Regions from separate parts of the Homo sapiens genome. Here region 1 is linked to region 2. A link is an interaction called in ENCODE POLR2A ChIA-PET data of the cell type or tissue named here. Cell type or tissue: PC-9. All regions are shown on one strand.

What was found. ChIA-PET counts read pairs that join two places held together with the same protein. Peaks named below come from ENCODE experiments on the same cell type or tissue, not always from the same donor. Only the 100,000 strongest peaks of a DNase experiment are listed, where the experiment ranks them.
Region 1: POLR2A ChIA-PET joins it to region 2 with 20 read pairs; 1 of 35 experiments calls an interaction of 5 or more read pairs at or near these places.

The regions. Positions count from the first base shown.
Region 1 is chr15:72,357,959-72,360,458 of GRCh38, reverse strand. All of the region lies in intron 1 of HEXA (hexosaminidase subunit alpha), which reads left to right. Among named protein-coding and RNA genes, the nearest start is that of HEXA, 17 kb to the left of the region's middle. In PC-9, no CTCF peak of the experiment used is centred here; a DNase peak (open chromatin) is centred at 1,398.
Region 2 is chr15:72,177,270-72,179,769 of GRCh38, reverse strand. All of the region lies in intron 1 of GRAMD2A (GRAM domain containing 2A), which reads left to right. Among named protein-coding and RNA genes, the nearest start is that of GRAMD2A, 19 kb to the left of the region's middle. In PC-9, no CTCF peak of the experiment used is centred here; a DNase peak (open chromatin) is centred at 1,459; H3K27ac peaks cover 680 bases.

The DNA.
Region 1 (2,500 bases), 180 kb before region 2:
GTTGCAGATATTTTTGTCAGCGAGGAGAGGGGAAGAGGGTAGGGATAGTTGAAAGTTCTCTTCTGATTGTCTGCTGAGCATAAGGGAGGTGGTGATCAAGTAGACTTGAGGAAGGTGTAGAGAATAGAATGAAGCAATGATGGAGATAGAAGATTTTCAGGGTAGCATCAAGGGCCCAGCCAAGATGGAGACCATTATTTTGCAGTGGTCCAGTCCTGCTGTTTTGTGATTTTTCTCCCTTCCCTCCAGTAGGGTACAGTAGCCGGGGTCAGGGGCACAGCAGGCAGATGTTAGATTGATCCAGGGTTGAAAGTTTTGCCCATTGGTTGTGACAGAAGAAAAGAGACAGATCGTTGGGAGTATTGGCTAGATTGCGTTTGAGGTGATGAATCACTACATGTAGGCCAGCAGGGAAGGAAGCAAGAATGAGAGAAGACTGAGAACAGAAGGGAAATGGAGGGGTCATAGTACTGGAGTCTGGAGAAGGTTCAACAGTAGGACTTTGGTGATAGAGCGTCCTTGTTATTAGAATTCCATGTCCAGAGGTGACCTGTCTGTGATGAATAAGGCAAAATTACTCTATAAGGTACTACAGGGGTAGAAAACTACCAGTGATGTTTGTCTCTTTACTGAGGGGACTAAGGAAGGGTACCAAAGATACTTTTTTTTTTTAATCGTAAATATTTTCTACTGTTTGGTAGTACTGTTTGATTTTTTTTTTAACCAGTATGTACTACTCTTTTTTTTTTTTTTTTTTTTTTTTTTGAGACAGTTTCACTCTATTGCCCAGGCTGGGGTGCAGTGGTGCAGTCTCTGCTCACTGTAGCCTCCGTCTCTTGGGTTCAAGTGATTCTCCTGCCTCAGCCTCCTGAGTAGCTGGGATTACAGGGCCCACCACCATGACCAGCTAATTTGTTTGTATTTTTAGTAGAGACAGGGTCTCACCGTGTTGGCCAGGCTGGTCACTAACTCCCGACCTTAAGTGATCCGCCTGCCTCAGCCTCCCAAAGTGCTGAGATCATGGACCTGAGCCACCGCACCAGGCCTATACAACTGTTTTGATTTTAAAAAAAGATACAAAGTTTTCAGTGAACCCAAAGAGAAGAGTAGGTTTACATGAAAGCAGGGAGATGAGTGAGCTGCAGAGGTAGCAGGCTGTGGTCCTGGAATGGGACCCTGGAGTGTATTATCTGTCTATGGAATCACAAGGTCTTAGATCTGAAGAGGAGTAGCTGGAATCTGGTCCCACCCTGCCATTGTTTACAGGGAAGGAAATGGGAGCCCTGAGACTTGCTCAGCTTGGCAGCAGCAAAACCAGAACCAGAAGCAACCTGTCCTGATTTCCCAGCCCTCTGGTCTGTTTTTCATGCTACCTCCTAAGCCCTGGAGGCTTCTCAATTTCCTGCTGTTCCAGCCAGACTCATGGCACATGTGCTCATGACATTGCTGGCTGACCGGGCTGTTTGCCATACTGTGCTTCCCACACGTTGGTGCTTCTCAGTGTTCAGGGTGTGGGCGGGTGTGTGTAGAGGCGGCTGTACTACTGTCCCCTGCCTATTTCCTGCCCTCTTCATAGCCAGGCAAAGTAGCAACTTGGAGGCGGAAAACCACAGTGGTGATACCCTATTTACATCCTTTACAATGACCTAGTGTCCCTCCTGTTTTGCCAGCTCTCATGTTGCTGCCTCCCCCAAACATCCCTCTCATAATTTGTTTAAACAGCAGCCATGCCCCCGTATCTACTTCTTTCAGCCCAAACCCAGATGAGTCACTGAGAGAACTTCGGACAGGGATTCTTCACCATGAGATTGATGGCAGGGAGTGGAAGAATTGTAATTCTGGAGAAACAGCCCTTAAATTAGGGGCATTGTTCTGGGAAAAAAAGTGTTTTCCTATTCAGCAGATCTGCAAAGGAGTCTGTGACTCTCCAAAAGACTACAGATTTAGGGAGTACAGTGCAGGTGTCTTTTAGAAAAATAAATTTTTTAAAAATCGAAAGATTAGGTATTTTTCTGTCTTCCAAGTAATAGTTCAGATAAACCTGGTGTTTGTGTGGCCTCTCTTATTTTGTCATGAGGGCAGCGAGCCATGGTAGTTGCATATGGATTAGTTGTGATTTCTCCTTATGTGGCAGGCTGAGCCCCAGAGGATTAGAACTAAAGCTCAGGACTTCGGCTGTCTTTTGGATGGCTGCCTGGGTAGATATGCAGATGAATTCTCCACACAATGATATTGGGGCTCCATGATGTGTGGGGTTGGGAGTGGGGGCAAGAAGTCAGAGGATGGGGTATAGTTTTTCCTCACCCTTGCTCCTAGGTTAAGTCCTCATTGGTCTCCCTGTAGAGTCTCCTGTGGAGATGGGTTTGTAGCCTGTCTGCTTGGATGGCCCTGCAGATTCTGCCTTGAGTGTGGTCTTTGCCTTGAAGGTCTGCTTGTCCTTTTGTGTTGTAACAATGTAGTTTTAGGGTTCAAGTATGGAGCTGTGAATTGACCTGGCCCA
Region 2 (2,500 bases):
CAGCGCTCACCAGTGCTAGTCGGGGACGTCCTGCTCAATGGGCAGGGTTATGGGTGTCCCCAGCCCCACCCCAGACTGAGTCAAGACCTCTTGCAGATCCTCACAGTAGCCCTGACGATCTGCAGGTCACAGAGGGGATAATTTTTTTCTCTGTTTGCCATTTTGTGGAGACACAAATGCAGGAGTTAATGGGCATCTTAGGGGAGCCAGTTCGTGCTCTCCTAGACTGGAGGCCTGGCCCATGGCCCCCTGCTTCTCTCTGCCTCCTGCCCCCTCTTCCCTCGCTCTAGAGCCAGTCTCCGGGGGCACCCAGAGGTTCAGCTCTAGTGTAGCTGCAGCTCGCACCTACCTGGCTCTCTCTCGCCTGTTCCCTCCTGGCTGCATACCTCCACATCTCGGATTTCCCAGTTAGGATTCCTTAGGAAGGGAATCTGACAGGCCGGCTCATCTTTTCACTCTAAAGAGGCTGCTGGTCAGCTTGTGATGGCTTTTCCTGGGCCTGGAGCACACCATGGTTCCGCTGGCTGTGGCCAGGGTCACTTGGTAGGTCTTGGGAAGATAGGCCTCTGGCCCTCCACATCCCCCCTTCATCTCAAAGCTGCTACAGGCAGTGATGGGAGAGCAAGCCCGTTCCCGGCCTGGGTGTTCTCAGAACCCTTCCTGGAAGAAGGGATTGTGATGAGGTTGAGTTCCCGCCCCTCTGGAGCCCGCTGCCAGGGGAGCTGAGTGGGACCCCAACTCACTAAGCCTCACCCCCTTACACTCAGTATGAGACTCGATTATTGGATTTTTCTCCCCTCCTCCAGTCAGTGGAAAGGACAAAGCAGTTGTCCTAGATATGGAATGTCATCTGAGAAAATAAAAAGGGAGGTACAGCTTCTATGAAAGTGCAAGACAGCCGGGCCGGGTGGCTCACAACTGTAATCCCAGCACTTTGGGAGGCCGAGGCGGGCGGATCACAAGGTCAGGAGATCAAGACCATCCTGGCTAACACGGTGAAACCCCTTCTCTACTAAAAATACAAAAAATTAGCCGGGCGTGGTGGCGGGCGCCTGTAGTCCCAGCTACTCCGGAGGCTGAGGCAGGAGAACGGCACGAACCCAGAGGCAGAGCTGGCAGTGAGCCGAGATTGCGCCACTGCACTCCAGCCTGGGCGATAGAGCAAGACTCCATCTCAAAAAAAAAAAAAAAAAAAAAAAAAGAAAGTGCAAGACAGCAATAATGACATTATTTTTGCAAAAGAAGGAAATTACCTTTTATCTTCAAGTTTCAGCACATTGATGATAATAAGCCTGCCTCTCTCCACAGAATCCTAGTTTGCCATCAGGAAAGGTCTTGTCACCCAGTTTCTGACTGTGTGTGAGGACTGTGGCCCTGAGAGCACATAGGGAGTCTCTCGGGAAGGACACAGTGTGGTTCAGAGCCGGCCTCTGCCACCTGGAAAAGCTGGTCTTGTGACTTCTGTGGTACAACCTAGGAAATGGGCCCCCAGGCCTTAAACAGATGAAGGAAAGCTTATTGACAGTGGGGTTCCCTGCCTTGTCAAGGAAGTTCCTGAAACTCAAGAGGGCCAGGGTGAAGAAGGCTCAGGAGGGTCAGGACCCCAGTTTCAGAGCCCAGGCAGGTGGATTGGCCTTGGAGAGAAGCCACAAAGAAAGGAGGGGTGGGGGCAGGATTCTTCCCATGGTTTCTTAGTTGGCTGGGGGTTTACAATCACCTGGGAGCCTTTAAAAGCTAAAGCCGGCCAGGTGCGGTGGCTCACGCCTATAATCCCAGCACTTTGGGAGGCCGAGGCGGGTGGATCACTTGAAGTGAGGGGTTCAAGACCAGCCTGGCCAACATGGTGAAACCCCGTCTCTGCTAAAAATACAACAATTAGCTGGGCGTGTTGGCACACGCCTGTAATCCCAGCTACTCAGGGGGCTGATACATGAGAATCTCTTGAACCTGGGAGGTCGAGGCTGCAGTGAGCTGAGATTATGCCACTGCCCTCCAACCTCGGTGAAAGAGTGAGACTCTGTCTCAAAAAGAAAAAAAGAAGCTGAACATACACCTGCCTTATGACCTAGAGCTTCTAATCCTAAGTGTTTACCCACGGAAGTGAATACTTGCATGCACAAGACTGGTACTACAATTTTCATAGCACTTTCATAAGAGGCAAAAACTGGAAACTGCCTAAATGTCCATCAGTAGTAAAACGAATAAATAAATTGTGGTCTATCCATATTTCAAATGCATTGCTGAGTAAAAGCAGACACATACACGAGTATGTATGGTATGATTCTGTTCATTTAAAGTCCCAAAAGCAGCAAAAGCACTCTGTGGTGCTGGAAGTCAGGATGATGGCTATCCATGGCCAGGAGGGTGTGGCCAGTGAAACCAGAGGAAGCAGCGGGTAGTTCTGGGGGCCTGGTTCCCAGGTGTGTACTCGTTTGTGAAATGCATTGAATTGTACATTTACTTAACATGTGCTTTTCTATATGTAAATAATACTTCAACA